Regions from separate parts of the Homo sapiens genome. Here region 2 is linked to region 1. A link is an interaction called in ENCODE POLR2A ChIA-PET data of the cell type or tissue named here. Cell type or tissue: PC-9. All regions are shown on one strand. Each heading gives the region's core, and the rest is flanking DNA. Links, peaks and the distances in the headings are about the cores only. Region 1 overlaps CLMP (CXADR like cell adhesion molecule). Region 2 holds the start of LOC105369539 (a long non-coding RNA gene).

Region 1 (8,335 bases), core at 211-8,210:
CTGGTCTCAAACTCCTGACCTCAGGTGATGCGCCCAGCTTGGCCTCCCAGAGTGCTGGGATTACAGGCATGAGCCACCGTGCCTGGCCAGAAACAGGTTCTTAATCATGATACTGGTTACACAGTTATCTTCACTTTTGAAAATCTATCAAGTTGTACACTTATCCTTCTTCTTTGTATAAGTTTTACTTTAATATATTTACCCCTCAGAAATCTATAGATAAATCTAAATTGTGCTACTAATGTATATGTTAGTCAAAAATGTAAAAGCACCTGTTTCCTCATAACCTTTCTAATATAGATTCTACAGTTTTTATATTTACTAAACTGATAGCTTAAAATTAAAAGGGTGATTTTTTTTTCTCAACCTAGTGGGGAAAAAAGGATTTTTGGGGGCCTCTTTATTCATGTTTATTCACCATTTTTTATTTCTTTTCCTGAAAACTGCCTGTTACTTTTTTTGTTTTGTTTTGTTTTGTTTTTGAGACGGAGTCTCTCTCTGTCACCCAGGCTGGAGTGCAGTGGCCTGATCTCAGCTTACTGCAACCTCCACCTCCCAGGGTCAAGCGATTCTCCTACCTTAACCTCCCGAGTAGCTGGGATTACAGGCATGCCCAGCTAATTTTTTGTGTGTTTTTAGTAGAGACGGGGTTTCACCATGCTGGCCAGGCTGGTCTCAAACTCCTGACCTCGTGATCCGCCCGCCTCGACCTCCCAAAGTGCTGGGATTACAGGCGTGAGCCACTGCACCCGGCCTGACTGTTGTGTTTTTAAGAAAAATTATCTAAACTTGGAAATAGACAAAAGAACTACAGAACTTGGCAATTTACAACTCTGTAGGGGCAACTTGTAGACCTCTGTCTAGTAGAGATGGAAATAATTTATCCACCAGTTAAACAGATGACCCCAGGAATTAGTCTGCGACTTCGTAGCTCGATGTCAAATCCAGCAATCTGTTAATAGTAATAATAGCTAGTGTTACTGAACACCCACCATGTGTGAAGCCCTGTTCCTAGGCTTGACTGGTGTTGGATGATCTGCCTCTGAAATGGCTCATTCACATGGCTGTTGGCTGGAGGCCTCAGTTTCCTCACTTAAAATAAAACATAAAACATGGGCCTCTATATAAGGCTCTTAAAGCAGCTGGCTTCCCATAAAGTGAGTGATCTAAGAGAGAGAGGATCTGAGTGATCTGAGATCTAAGAGATCTAACATCTAAGAAAGCAAACTGCAGTGCTTTTGCAGATGCAACATACCATCACTTCTGCTGTATTATACTCATCAGAAGTGAGTCACTAAGTTCAGATCACACTCAAAAAGAGGAGAATGAAGGTGTACTTTTTTTTTTTTTTTTTTGGAGATGGAGTTTCGCTCTTGTTGCCCAGGCTGGAGTGAGTGGCACAATCTAGGCTCACTACAACTTCCACCTCCCGGGTTCAAGTGATTCTCCTGCCTTGGCCTCCCAAGTAGCTGGGATTACGGGCATGTGCCACCACGCCCAGCTAATTTTCTATTTTTAGTAGAGATGGGGTTTCACCCTGTTGGTCAGGCTGGTCTCGAACTCCCAACTTCAAGTGATCTGCCCGCCTTGGCCTCCCAAAGTGTTGGGATTACAGGTGTGAGCCACTGCGCCTCGACAAAGGTATATCTCTTGAAGGGAGAAGTAGCAAATCATTACTTGGACATATTTTTAAAACCACCAGAATGCAAATTCTAATAAGTAGAGTATATAAATACATAATAAAGAACTCTTTCAAATCAGTGGGAAAACAGCTAAACCAAAATAGGCACAGAATGTTGAAGTATAACTTTGAAAAAAGTAAAATACTGATTCCGACAAATTAAAGGTTTTATTTAACTTATTAATAAGGGGGCGCTGGGTGTGGTGGCTCACACCTGTGATCCCAGCACTTTGGGAGGCCGAGGTGGGCGGATCACGAGGTCAGTAGTTTGAGACCAGCCCGGCCAACATAGTGAAACCCCGTCTCTACTACTAAAAATACAAGAATTAGCCAGGTGTGGTGGCACACACCTGTAGTCCCAGCTACTCGCTACTCGGGAGGCTGAAGCGGGAGAATCGCTTGAACCTGGGAGGTGGAGGTGGCAATGAGCCAAGACCACGCCATTGCACTGCAGCCTGGGTGACAGAGTGAGACTCTGTCTCAAAAAAACAAAAAACAAAAAAAAACCAACAACAAAAAAAAACAGGGTGGGGGTTAGGAAAATGTTAAAAGTGGTCCAAAGAGCATTTGAGAAATTAGAGACAATTTAACAAAGATGTTATGGAGACAATGTAACAAAGATTAATATCCATGCCCTGCTTCCTTTTGTCTTTCAACTTGGTTTATCCTGTCTTTTTTCAAGACTCAATCTCTAGATTATAAGCCTGGCATACTATTTATTGCACCAAATAAATTTTAACACTGCAAACATGGCTTGTGGATATAGGATTTGGTCAAAAGTCTGAAGTTACTAAATTGATTAAGGAGAAATAATAATAATAGCTAATGTTACTGAACACCCACTGTATGTCAAGCCCTGTTCCTAGGCAGTTGTAAGTAAATGTGTTCATTTACTAACTTTTCAGAAAAACTCTAAGAGGCCAGGTGGCGTTGCGCATGCCGGTAATCGCAGCACTCTGGGAGGTGAAGAAGGGTGGATCGCCTAAGTCCAGGAGTTCAAGACCAGCCTGGCCAATGTGGCAAAACCCTGTCTCTACAAAAATTAGCCAGGTGTGACGGCATGTGCCTGTAATTCCAGCTACTCAGGAGGCTGAGGCAGGAGAGTCGCTTGAACCCGGGAGGCAGAGGCTGCAGTAAGCCAAGATCACACCACTGCACTCCAGCCTGGGTGACAGAGCAAGACCCTGTCCAGAAAAAAAAAAAAAAAGGAAAAAAAGAAAAACTCTATGAGACAGTTAACTATTATTCTCCTTTATAGATTGGGAAATATGCCTAAGGTACTACAGAGTTAGTGGTAGCTGTGATTGAAATCCAGGCAGTTATCTGACTCCACGGCTGATGCTCTTAGTCGCCTACTACTGTCTCTCATCTGTACTTGAAGCAAATCAAATTCTTGATTATAACACATGTACACACGTGTGTGTGCATGAGCACATGCACATACACACTCACAAACACTCTGTGGAGGGGAGAAATCTCATCTACTTGCCTAGAATGGTAGTGGCATATAACTAACTAGCTGCACGGTTTTGTTTGTTTTTGTTTTTAGGAATGGTGTTTATTTAGTACTCCCCTGGATATAGTGAATTTCTTTAGGGGGCTGGCTAATTCACATGTTTGTAAATACAGAGTCAACTGGTGTGTTTTTGTTTTTTTTGGTTGGAGTCTCGCCCTGTTGTCCAGGCTGGAGTGCAATGGCACCATCTCGGCTCACTGCAACCTCCGTGTCTCAGGTTAAAGCAATTCTTCTGCCTCAGCCTCCTGAGTAGCTGGGATTACAGGCACGCATCAGCACACCTGGCTCATTTTTTGTCTTTTAGTAGAGATGGGGTTTCACCATGTTGGTCAGGCTGAACTCCTGACCTCGTGATCTGCCTGCCTCGGCCTCCCGAAGTGCTGGGATTACAGGCATGAGCCGCCACGCTGGGCTGGTTTTTTTTGTGTGTGTTTTTTTTTTTGAGAGGGAGTCTCAGTCTGTCACCCAGACTGGAGTGCAGTGGCGTGATCTTGGCTCACTGCAACCTCCGCCTCCCAGGTTCAGGAGATTTTCCTGCCTCAGCTTCCTGAGTAGCTGAGATTACAGGCGCCCACCACACCCAGCTAATTTTTGTATTTTAGTAGAAACGGGGTTTCACCATGTTAGCCAGGCTGGTCTCAAACTCCTGACCTCAACTGATCTGCCCACCTGGCCCTCCCAAAGTGCTGGGATTACAGGTGTGAGCCACTGTGCCTGGCCAGTCAATTGTTGAGTGGTCTTTGCAACTACTGAATTTATTTTGGTGATAGCCATATCCTTCTGGAGATAAAGATTTTGACCTTAACCTTACTCTTACTTATGATTAGAATGTCTTAACATTGATCTACAATGCAAAAACAAACAGAAAAATGAAACTAAAACCTCTTTGGATGCTTACACTGTACAGTTACTCGCACCACACAGCTTTCCTTCCCAGCTTCGTTGCCTGCTGTGCACTGGTACAGTCCAGAGTAGGACATGGTAAGATTCTGCAGCAGAACTCGTCCAGGGTGGTTGTAGTCTGCACAAGCAGAAAGAATGACTGTAAATCCCTTTAGTGATGGTATCTATATTTATTGTTTACTTTATTGTATCACTGAGCTGAGATTCCGTAATGCTATTTGATAAGAATGAAATGATGGAAAAGATATCCTTTGGGAACATGAGAAGAAAGGTAAACATTTTTTTTAAGTTGTAGCACATCCTCAAAAGTTACAAAAGATTGTGAACATTTAAGGGATACTAAACATAATATTTAGATATAGTGGATTTATGTAGTACATTTCTTCCAATCTCTTTTACTACTTTTACATGTCATTTGAGGAAAGGAAAGACAGATTTTCTGTTCTAGTTAATGGATTTTAAAAATGGCAGTTCAGGAGGTTCAGCAGGGTATTTCAGGTCACATAGTGAGTTGCTGAGAAAGCTGATTTAGAGCTCACGGATAGAGGACTATTTTGTTGGCTCAATAGATTGGTAGGAAGATGACTTACCAATCCTAGATTTGGGAGGCAGACGTTCATCCTCTCCCTCTTTCTCTCGGATTCGCTGCCAGTAATACACAATGGGCTCTGTGCCAGAGGATGACTCACACTGCAAAGTCAGGTCACTTCCTTCTGTCAGCTCTCCTTCCAACTCACACTTGGGCTTGGATGGTCTCACTGGCAACAGCAACAACAAGCAAAAGTGTAGTGATTCAAAGATCCCCAAACACCAGATTCAATGGAAAAATTATGTCCTATTGAGTTGCTTCTCCAGCCATCTGTTTTGGTCAACTTTTGAGTGGGGATTCAACTAGCCTTGCTTTACACTACCCCCACCAAAACATCCACCTCCATCCCCTAAGCACACATACCCGCAACTCCAGTGGTGCTGTTTTAATTTTTGGGGCAGAGGCTGCCTCATTACTTCTCAAAGAAGACACATTATTATTGGACATTTTAGGAAAGTTGAGCATGGTTTTACTGATACAGAAGTGTATTAATTTGGAAGCAATTAAGTAGAACTTGGTAGCTCTTGCTGTCAAAAAACAGAAATGAATTTGAATCATATCTGAGAGACTTAAATATGAAGATCCCACTTAAATATTAGAGAATATGTTTTGTAATGGACAACTATGGAAAATTGCTCTTATATTTTCATTTTTTATTATGGCTATAATACAGAAGATACACATTTCTTTCCAGGGAACTGGACGAGGTGACCTCTGAATGTGTAATCCAAAGTACTGAACATGATGTTTTGTACCACCGTGATGCATATGGCTATCCCTCTTAGATACCTTAGAAATAAGCTGTAGACATTCACTTTGGCATCCTATCTTACCTAAGACTTTTAAGATGACATGGCTCCACACGTAGCGCCCTGAATTCTTAACCTTACAGGTGTACCGGCCCTCATCACTGGGCTTCAGAGGTTCAATCTGCAAGGAGGCATCTCCTGCCAGGAAATTGGAAGCAAAGGCCACTCGGCCCTTCTGTTCCTCAGTCAAGTTATTGTAGACATGACGACTGGAGTAAGTGATCACCTGTGGGATAGACCGAGGCAGAGTCAAGCAGCGTAACTCTCAGCCTGCCTTTCCTGATGGTGTGAAGAAGAGGAAAGGGAGTACTCCCAGTGGCACAAAGTAGTCAAGCCTGGGGCTGAGAGTCCAAGAGACCTCTGTTCTAAATAAAAGTTAAAAATACAGTACATTTGCACCTAGGCCTTGCCTCTCCTTCCAAAAATAATAACACTTCATGTTTGTGTAGCATTTTAGTTATAAAGTATTATATTAAATGCTCAGAACCACTCCATCTTACAGGTAAGGAATTTGAAGTTTGACTTACATACTGAAGTTCACACAGCTAAGTCAAGGAAAGGAGGAAACCATGCAAGTGTACAGCTATGCATGTATTAAGCATAGACTTATGAAAGGAAAAGAAACCTCGGGACCCCTCGGGAAGCCAAAGGGAAGGTCGAGCTTGGAACGATGTCGGCAAACCTGCCTCCCATTCTTTTTTTTTTTTTTTTTTAAGTATTTGAGAGACTTCTATGAGACAGGACTGTTTCCTTGGTTTTATTTATTTATTTATTTATTTTTGAGACAGTCTCGCTCCGTCACCCAGGCTGAAGTGCAGTGGCACAATCTTGGCTCACTGTAACCTCCGCTTCCTGGGTTCAAGCAGTTCTCCTGCCTCAGCCTCCTGAGTAGCTGGGATTACAGGTGTACACCACCATGCCCGGCTAACTTTTGTATTATTGGTAGAGACAGGGTTTCGCCATGTTGGCCAGGCTGGTCTTGAACTCTTGGCCTCAGGTGATCCACCCTCCTTGGCCTCCCAAAGTGCTGGGATTACAGACATGAGCCACCACGCCTGGCCTGCCTTCCATTCTATTCCTGAATAAGAAATAAGATAGCTACAAAGATAAAAAAAAAAAAAAAAAAAAAGCTTACAGTACTCCTGCACAATTTGCCCACAAGGTGACTGCTTGTGGACAAAGGACAGACAGAACTCACAGTTACCCCTCTGCACACATGAGATAAATGCATATCTGATTGCTTCCTTTGCCCTATTTCACTAAGCCGAACTAATTTTTTATGTTTTTTTTTTTTTGTTTTTTTTTTGAGATAGAGTCTCACTCTTGTCGCCCGGTCTGGAGTACAATGGTGCGATCCTGGCTCACTGCAACCTCTGTCTCCTGGGTTCAAGCAATTCTTCTGCCTCAGTCTCCTGAGTAGCTGGGATTACAGATGCATGCCACCATGACTCGCTCATTTTTGTATTTTTAGTAGAGCTGGGGTTTCTCCATGTTGGCCAGGCTGGTCTTGAACTCCTGACCTCAGATGATCTGCCTGCCTCAGCCTCCCAAAGTGCTGGGATTACAGGTGTGAGCCACTGCGCCTGGCCCTAATTTTTTATTTTAGTAGAGATGGGGTTTCACCATTCTGGCCAGGCTGGTCTCAAAGTCCTGACCTCAGGTGATCCACCCTCCTCGGCTTCCCAAAGTGCTGGGATTACAGGTGTGAGCCACTGCGCCTGGCAAATCTCTTCTTTGGTTCAAGTGATTTATAATCAAGTGAGATTAACAAGGAAAGACTATTAAACAGAGAAAAAGAAATGATTTATTTGAAATAGTATCAAGGAGAGTGTCCCAGACAAGTTGGTGGCATTTGAGCTAGGCTTTGAGAGGCAAGGAGAAAAGGCCTGGAGGGAGCATTCCAGCTACACAGAAGGGCACTAAAAAAGGCATGCAAGCATATGGGCATCTCCCAGGCACATTTCAGCTGCAGCTGTTCCAAATTGTTTCACTCAAGCCCTCAACCCTGCCTTTGATCACGTGTTGCTCCACAGCTCTTCAGAGCCTTTCCTGAGAAGGTTCTCTCAATCAGATAAAACCTATGAACTCTGACCCAGAAAAAACTCACATATTATTTTGCAGATAATTCCATGGGGTTCCTAGCACTCAAGGGAAAGCCCTCTGCTTTAGGCACAGATGGGGAAGAGCTAGGATCACAGCCCTTCTCCTGGATGTGGTACTTGTTTGTTCTAAATATTTGTGGGGGCCAGATGCGTGGTGGTTCACGCCTGTAATCCAAGCACTTTGGGAGACCAAGGCTGGTGGTTTGCTTGAGCCCAGGAGGTTGAGGCTATAGTGAGCCAAGACTGCGCCACTGTACTCCAGCCTGGGTGACAGAGTGAGACCCTGTCTCAACAAATAAAATTTAAAAAAAGAAAAAAATGTAACTGGGTGCGGTGGCTCACAACTGTAATCCCAGCATTTTGGGACGCCAAGGCAAGCAGATCACTTGAAGTCAGGAGTTTGAGACCAGCCTGGCCAACATGGTGAAACCCTGTCTCTACTAAAAAATACAAAAATTAGACAGGTGGCCTGACGTGGTGGCTCACGCCTATAATCCCAGTCCTTTGGGAGGCCGAGGTGGGCAGATCACCTGAGGTTGGGAGTTCAAGACCAGCCTGACCAACATGGTGAAACCCCGTCTCTACTAAAAATACAAAATTAGCCGGGCGTGATGGCGCATGCCTATAATCCCAGCTACTCGGGAGGCTGAGGCAGGAGAATTGCTTGAACCCGGGAGGCGGAGGTTGCAATGAGCCAAGATCACGGCATTGCACTGCAGTCTGAGCAACAAGAGC
Region 2 (8,335 bases), core at 49-8,048, 130 kb after region 1:
AAATGAATAGGCACCTCACTTGCTAAGAAGTAGGTCTACAAAGACATGTGATGTCATGTTCATTAATCGTTACATTGATTGTTACAAGATTTTTACACATTTGACAACAATTTACAGGCGAGTTTTTTTCTCATTGCAAGAATTCCTGATTATGCACAGTGATTGCCGAGAAATCATTGTTGGGCCAAATTTCAAAAGTAAAATTATAAAAAATACTGCAGTATTTTTATAGTTAAAAAAAAGGGATTGGGTGTATTTTAATATGCTTAATATGATGTGTGGAGGCTCAAAGGCCCATGAAGTCCTCAAAGTGTCCATGCTTGTTGCTTATAAGTTTGTTTTTTTCCTCCCTCCCCTCTTTTCCCTCCCTCCCTCCCTTCCTTCCTCGTTTCCTTTCTTTCTTCTTTCCTTCTTTCTCTTTCCTACCCTCCCCTAATTTCTCAATCTCTCTCTCTCTCTGTCTGCTTTCCGCCTTCCTACTGAGGTGCACAGTGTCACTGCTGTCTGGGACGGAAGCAGTATGAAATAGACAAGAAACCCTGTGGACTCAGATGGCTGTGTTCTTCCTGTGGGAACTTGGGTACAGTATGAACTCTCTGGTCCTCAGGTTCCTTCTTCACTTGTAAAATGAGGTGATAACAGTTGCTTCCAAGAGTTCTTGTGAAAATTACAGTAGTAAATGCTGGTTATTCTTGTTATTATTACTACTAATAATGATAGCAACCCACATTTCAGTAGTAATCACACACAGACATTCATATGTCCTCTAGCCACTGGAATGTCCCTGTTCTCAGATGTGCAGGAACTGTATCTATTTTTCTAGTTCTTTTTGTGCACAGGTGAGTAGAGTATCCTGTGAAGTCCTCAAAATGTCCATGCTTGTTGCTTATAAGTTTGTTTTTTTCTCCCTCCCCTCTTTTCCCTCCCTCCCTTCCTTCCTCTCTTCCTTTCTTTCTTCTTTCCTTCTTTCTCTTTCCTATCCTCCCCTAATTTCTCAATCTCTCTCTCTCTCTCTCTCTGCTTTCTGCCTTTCTACTGAGGCGCGGTGGCTCACGCCTGTAATCCTAGCATTTTGGGAGCCATGTGAGTGGATCACTTAAGGCCAGGAGTTTGAGACCAACCTGGCCAACATGGAAAAACTCCTTCTCTACAAAAAATACAAAAATTAGCCAGGTGTGGTGGTACATGCCTGTAATCTCAGCTACTCGGGAGGCTGAGGCACGAGAATTGCTTGAACCCAGGAGACAGAGGTTGCAGTGAGTCAAGATCATGCCACTGCACTCCAGCCTCGGTGACAGAGTGAGACTGTGTCTCGAAAAAAAAAAAAAAGAATAAAGAAACATACCCTAACATGGTCTGGTAAAGGAGCTATGAATATAATCAATAACTTCAGTAAGAACAGTGTGGGAGAACTGTCATTAGAGAAGTACACTCATCTTGGGGTCCAGGAGCATGAGGTCACATCTGTCAGGAGTGACCATGGAAGTCTTCACGGAGAAGGTGAAATTGAAATTGGGGCATGGAATGATAGGTACAATTTCTGCTCAAAAGTGATAAGCAGATGGAAGCCCAGTAGACAAAGAAGCTATTAAGGGTTTTTGACATGGGGAGCAACACAGTCAAAGGAAGATTGATTGGATTTACCTGTAAACACCTAAAGGAAAGGAATGGGATTGGAAGTGGGAGAAGGGTTGGGGGAGGGTGGGGAGAAAGGCTGGGGAGGAACTGGAGATGGAAAGTTTATCCGTAAGGCTTTCAGTATTCTAGGTGAGAGGTAAAGAGGCCACGTGCCTAGAAGAAAGAGATGACAAATGTAAATTTTTGAATAGAGGAAAAGATTTTTTTTTTTTATTTATTAGAGAGGGGCATAGGAGATGGTGGAGGATAGAGAGAAGTCAATCATGACTTTGATTTTAAGCCAGGATGACAAGAAGAATTATGGTTCTGGCCAGGCACAGTAAACAGAGCTCTCCCTCCTCTCCATCCCCAACCATCCAATTCTCTTCTCAAAAGGCAATCTCAGCTGGGTGCGGTGGCTCACACCTGTAACCCCAGCACTTTGGGAGGCTGAAGCAGGCGGATGACTTGAGGTCAGGAGTTCGAGACCAGCCTGGCCATAGTGGGTGTCTGAGGCAGAACAGCAGTTTGAACCAAACTTTTAGAGTGGAGATATTCTTCGAGGTCAGACTGGCTGCCTTAGCAACCTGAGACAGCACTGGCCTGCTGCAGGGGTTCCCAGACCTGGCAATGCAGAAGTCACAAGGGGAGTCTCAAAATGACTCTTTCTCCCCACCCCAAGTCAGCTTCATCATATCTGCGGTAGGTCCTGGACATCTGTTTTTAAAGTTTCTCTTCTCCTTCTGGTCTTAGCCATTCGTCTATCAGGGAAGAGGAGCTTTTGTCTGTTCAGAATTGGTCCTGGCTACTGACTGTAAGGCTGATACTATAGGCAAGAACCTAGTGCTCCTGGTTTTCTTCCTTTACTTTTTTTGGAGTTGGGGAAGAAAGAACTATGTGGGAGGCTGGGCCCCAGTCTGGCAGGAGTTGGGCAGAGAGGTAAAGGCAAGAGTCTCTGGCATGGAGCCTTCTGCAGAGAGGTGATGGTGAAGCTCTGGTCATGGGCAAAGGACAGAGCAGAGCAAAAGAAAGTTGGACATGAGCCCCATGCATCCCGCTGTGTCGCGATTCTCTCACACTGCCTCTGTTTTCAGAGAGAACGTGAGAGCAGGGATTCCATGAGAGCAGGGATTCCACGAGAGCAGGGATTTAAAAACAATCTCTCATGGAAAAATTTTAAACCTAAAAGGAAATAGAAAGAATAGTGAAACCTCTGTGTTTCAACTCCTCACTTTGACAATTATCTACACCAGGCTGATCAGTTTCATCTGCTCCATCTTTATCCGGAACCCCCTCGTCAACCTCCATCGTTCTGAAGCAAATGAGGAAAAAATATCAGACTGGCCATTCTGAGCTCCTGTTTTACAGTCCAGCAGCCCCTATGCTGGCAATAAAAATAAGCTCTGAGGATGGGAAGAAGGGATCAAGGAAGACTCATCAGTTTACCTTTAATTCCAATTTTATGTATTTATTATTATTTTTTTTAAATTTAAAGATGGGGATTTCTCTATGTTGCCCAGATTGGCCTTAAACTCCTGGACTCAAGTAATCCTCCCTCCTCAGCAATAGAAAATTTTGGGATTTCAGGCATGAGCTACAATGCCCAGCTTAATTCCTGTCTTTTTTTCTATTTTTTATTTTTTTATTTTTTTTTTCTTTGAGACGGAGTCTCATTCTGTCGCCCAGGCTGGAGCGCAGTGGCGTGATCTCGGCTCACTGCAAGCTCCGCCTCCCAGGTTCACGCCATTCTCCTGCCTCAGCCTCCTGAGTAGCTGGGACTACAGGCGCCCGCCACCACGCCTGGCTAATTTTTTTTGTATTTTTAGTAGAGACGGGGTTTCACTGTGGTCTCGATCTCCTGACGTCGTGATCCGCCTGCCTCGGCCTCCCAAAGTGTTGGGATTACAGGCGTGAGTCACCGCGCCCGACCAATTCCTCTTTTAAACACAAAGAAGCAGTCACTTATTTTGCCCCTTAAAATTGTCACCAAGTCTCCGTGCAACATATGCAGACTCTAACAAAGGGCAATGCAAAAGAAGCTCATCCCTGGATCAGTTAAAAATAAAAGGGCTGCAGTCTGTGCTTCCTAGAGTGTGTTCTGCATCCAGCAGCCTGATCCTAATGATAAACAAATAATATTCTACTCTGGGGGGCGGGTAAAGCTCTGGAGAGCAGAAATATGTGCACGGTTCAAGAGGCTTAGTGCAGTAGGCAGGAGCTGGGAGGCTTGGAGTCTGGGTGGTCTGCAAGTCACAGATTGTGGATGGAGACTGCTCTGGTTCCCCAACCCCCCTTCTCATGGAAATCCCTCTGTTCTGAGTCTGCAGCTCCCCTTCCCCTTGCTCTGCTCCCTTTATTCTGCTCCACTTCCATGCCCAATTATGGAGCAGAAAAACTAGAGGGGCAAAGGAAGGAGGGTGAAGGAAATTTGGAAAAACTCAAGTAGTCATACATATCCTTAAGCCAGTCAAGAAGAGGTGAGGCCGACGGCACTTGGGTGGGAGTGTACGCAAAGGGAAACGGCTGTCGAGAAGTCTGGGCATGACCGTGGCTGGGGAGTGGAGTCTCTGCTCAAGGCATGTCTTCTTTTGATCCCCATCCAAGGATTCCCAGTCCCTAAAGTGCCAAGAGGGCCTCAGCCAAGCGTGGACTCTTTTGTGCCTTTGTCATCGAGGTGTCATAAGCAACGCCACAGAAAGGTGCTAATAGCACAGTGCTTTTCAGACTGGGTTACTTCAGCCTCTTGGATTAGGGGAACTACAGAAGATTTATGGAACACCTTGATGGGATTCAATTTTACCAAAGACTTTTTTTTCAGGGGGGATTGCTATTTTTAGTATTAAAATAATTGTGAGTATATGATGAAATAGAATGTAAAATTTTAATGAATTTATGAAGATAAACACAAGAATTTAAAGACGTGTCCCAATTCTAGTGGCCTATTTAAAGAGGTATTTTCTTTCTCCCGTCCTTAGGAGTATTTGGGGAGAATGTGACGGGAGCTGCCCGATGTTCCCGGGGATCGATGAGCTGTTAGGGTTCTGGGATCTCCGCCCACCTGACTGGTCATCTCTTATTTCCTGTCAGCCCGTGAGGCTGGCTATTTCATGGTCTCCTGGGATGGGCTCACCCTTTCCTTTCTCCAAGCTTTTGTCCAAACAGTCACTTATGTTTGAGACAAGCTATCACCTTCTGACAACCACATCATGTCTCTTCTTCTCTTTACAATGAAATTGAAGGTCATTTTTTTCCCAGGAAGATTTCTCCGACTAAGCTAGGAGAACTGACTCTCCAAAGAGAATCTATAAGAATACCAGGCTGGGATGCCAAAACTACATGCTGATACAAAGCATTTGCAAAGGTTTGTATAAAACTTATTGCACAAAACTGTCAAATGCCTGTCTTATTTAGTAATCATTAAAACCCCATGAATTATACAGGGCAAGGATTATTTATAATTCTCATCTACCAGCCAAGTGATGGAGCATGGCAGAGGTTAAGTAACTTGCCCAAAACCACACAACTAGGAAGTGGTTCTTTTGACTCTCTAAAGAAAAATTATCCAAAACTTGGAAATAAAGGGGGAGAGTGACTGCGTGTTCTCTCAGTGTCACACTGGGGCACTGTTTAAAAACTCTTCTAAAGATTATTTAGTTCTGTAGGCAAAGTCAGCTTCCTGGGCATGCAACCTGTGCCATCATTATCCTAAACTCAGAACCCTGAGTTTAGGGGGGCCCCTCATTTGTTTAATGCTCAGCTGTTGCTGTCTTGAAATTCTCTTTTTTTTTTTTTTTTTTTTTGAGACAGAGTTTCACTCCTGTCTTCCAGGCTGGAGTTCAGTAGCACCATTTCGGCTCACTGCAACCTCGGCCTCCCAGATTCAAGTGATTCTCCTGCCTCAGCCTCCCAAGTAGCTGGGGTTACAGGCGTCTGCTACCACACCCGGCTAATTTTTGTATTTTTAGTAGAGACGGGGTTTCACCAATGTTTGCCAGGCTAGTCTTGAACTCCTGACCTCAAGTGATCTCTCTGCCAGAGCCTCCCAAAGTGCTAGAATTACAGGCATGAGCCACCATGCCCGACCTAAATTCTTCAAAATTTTTGAACAAAGGCCTCTGAATTTTTTTTGCACTGGGTCCAGCAAATTGTGTAGTTGATTCTGTCTCCAGGATAATAAATATCCCAACTGACCTTGTTATTTGCAATTAAGGGCTCAGCTCTGTGAAGTTGCCTGTTAACCTGTAGATATGGATCCGGTAGGGAAGCAAATGATTTCTGTCCATTAGCAAGTGTAATCTATACTTTTATTGCCCTGTGGAACATTAACTAGATTTGTCCCTGACTTTAAAAAACTTCCTGCGGTGCGCCTTTCCCTACGGGCTATAAAAACCCTGCTTCCTCAATTGCTCTTGGCGTCAGCTTTCCCATCTTACTGATTCCCTTTATGGATTAATAAATTAAATGACATCTTTGACAAGTGCTCATTTTATTCTGGAAGAGAATTATGTTTTTAAGTCTTTTCGGGAAATTATGCTTTGAAAGCTTTGCATTCCAAGCTCCTTCCATCATATTATGCTACTGAAGTCGCACTTTTCTCTTCCATCTGCTGATCGGGAGCCCACGCCGAGTCTGTTTGCGCACTGATGTTTACGCATTTTAGGCACAACTATTATTTTTGCTTGTCTTCTCACTCTTGGTATCCTGTAAATTCTTTTAAAATTGTATTTACTGATTTTTAAAAAGTGGATAATACATCCGCATGGTTCAAATTCAAAAGTTCAAAGGGTATATAGTGAAAATTTCGCTCCCATCACTATCCCAGGCACCCAGTTTTCTTCTCCAAGACAACATGTATGACTTCTACCATTTAATTTTACATATACCTTCAAATATGTGTATATATTCTTTTTGTTTGTTTTTTTCTACAAATAGTAGAACGAATATTCATATCATTGTCCTGCAACTTCCTCCTTTCACTTAACAATATATTCTGGAGGTTATTGAATTTTAGTGCATAAGGAACAAAAAACTGAAAAAAACCTCCCTCATTGTTTTATGGCTATATACTATTCCACTGGATAGGTTTACCATAATTTAACCATTATTTTATTTATGTGTGTGTATGATCTAAATGCCTCAAAGTGGATCTTATTAATAGATATTTAGTTGTTCACTATTGTTTGATATAATGAGCAATGATGCATTGAATAACTGTGTACATATATAGTTTTGCATGTGTGTATATGTATATATATACATATATATATACACACACATATAGATATATACATATATACATGAGATAAATGCCCAGAAATGAAATTGGTTGGTCAAAGAACATATACATTTATAATTTCTGACGTTTTTGAGAAATTACTCTCCAGCAAGGTTGTATCAATTTATTTCCACTTCTGCCGGGAATGTTCCAGAGCCCTTGCCAACACCACAACAGAGTGTATTTTGACATTTTTCAACTTCGAGATGGGAGATGGTATCTCATAGTTTTTACTTGCATTTCTTTAGTTAATAATGAGATGAAGCTTTTAAAATATATTTGAGAATAATTTCTTTTTCTGGGAACTGCCTTTTCATATCCACTGCCAATTTTTCTATTCGCTCACTAGTCTGTGATATAAGTGGTAAATATCATCTTCCCCTAGATTGTCTTTTTTAAAAAATAAAAAACTTTGTTTATGGTGGTTTTACTATGTGGACTTTTGTTTGATGCTGTCGAATTTGTCAATATTTCTTTCTATGGCTTCTAGTTTTCTGTCAGAGTTAGAAAGGTTTTCCCCAACTGGGATGATGAGAAAGAACCCTCCCAGGTTTCTTTTGGTAAGTTTATGGTCCCATGTTTCACATATAAATCTTTGATTCATTTGGAGTTTATTCTGGTGTTAGATACAAAATATGATTTCAACTTTATTTTTTCCCAAATGGTTCCCATATTGTCCCTAAGCTGTCTATAAAATAATCTTTTTCCACAGATTGGAGATCTCAGCTTGATTATTCACTAATTTGCCATATGTACTTGTGTTTGTTTTTTAAGTTTTCTCCCCATGCCATGATCTGTCTGTTTATTGCATGAGTACTGTATGATTTATGTTAATGTAACTTTAGAATATATTTAGTATCTGGTAAGGCAAGTGCTCTCCTTATTATATTTCTTTTCCTTTTTTTTTTTTCTTTTTGAGATGGAGTCTCGCTGTGTCACCCAGGCTGGAGTACAATGGCGCTGATCTCAGCTCACTGCAACCTCCGCCTCCTGAGTTCAAGGAATTTTCCTGCGTTAGCCTCCTAAGTAGCTGGGATTACAGGCGCACACCAACACACCTGGCTAATTTTTGTATTTTTAGTAGAGATAGGGTTTTGCCATGTTGGCCAGGCTGGTCTTGAACTCCTGACCTCAGGTGATCTGCCCACCTCGGCCTCCCAGAGTGTTGGGATTACAGGTGTGAGCCACCACGTCCCGCCCCTATTATATTTCTTTTAAAACATTTCCAGGACAAAACTTAATGTTTCTTTTTCCATGTCAACTCTAGAATCAGCTTGACTAGTTAAAACAAAACAAAACAAAAAACAAATTGATATTTCATTGAGAGTGCATTGCATTTATGGATATGTTGGGGAGAATTGGCTTCCTAATAATGCTACACTTGGCTACCAGAAATCATGATAAGCCTTTCCATTTAATCAAGTTTCCCATCTAGTTTAGTGG

What was found. Peaks named below come from ENCODE experiments on the same cell type or tissue, not always from the same donor. Only the 100,000 strongest peaks of a DNase experiment are listed, where the experiment ranks them.
Region 2: POLR2A ChIA-PET joins it to region 1 with 17 read pairs; 3 of 35 experiments call an interaction of 5 or more read pairs at or near these places.

Annotation. Positions count from the first base shown.
Region 1 is chr11:123,078,990-123,087,324 of GRCh38, forward strand. CLMP (CXADR like cell adhesion molecule) reads right to left here. Exons shown (of 7, transcript NM_024769.5): 3 at 5,523-5,724; 4 at 4,691-4,858; 5 at 4,096-4,218. It overlaps LOC124902775 (a long non-coding RNA gene), which reads left to right. Exons shown (of 2, transcript XR_007062927.1): 2 at 4,025-5,888. Among named protein-coding and RNA genes, the nearest start is that of HSPA8, 21 kb to the left of the region's middle. RefSeq lists an enhancer at 4,632-4,926. In PC-9, for the core only: no CTCF peak of the experiment used is centred there; DNase peaks (open chromatin) are centred at 4,292 and 4,792; H3K27ac peaks cover 1,127 bases.
Region 2 is chr11:123,207,505-123,215,839 of GRCh38, forward strand. It overlaps LOC105369540 (a long non-coding RNA gene), which reads left to right. Exons shown (of 2, transcript XR_948116.2): 2 at 1-215. LOC105369539 (a long non-coding RNA gene) reads right to left here and starts at 280. Exons shown (of 2, transcript XR_948115.3): 1 at 1-280. In PC-9, for the core only: no CTCF peak of the experiment used is centred there; no DNase peak of the experiment used is centred there.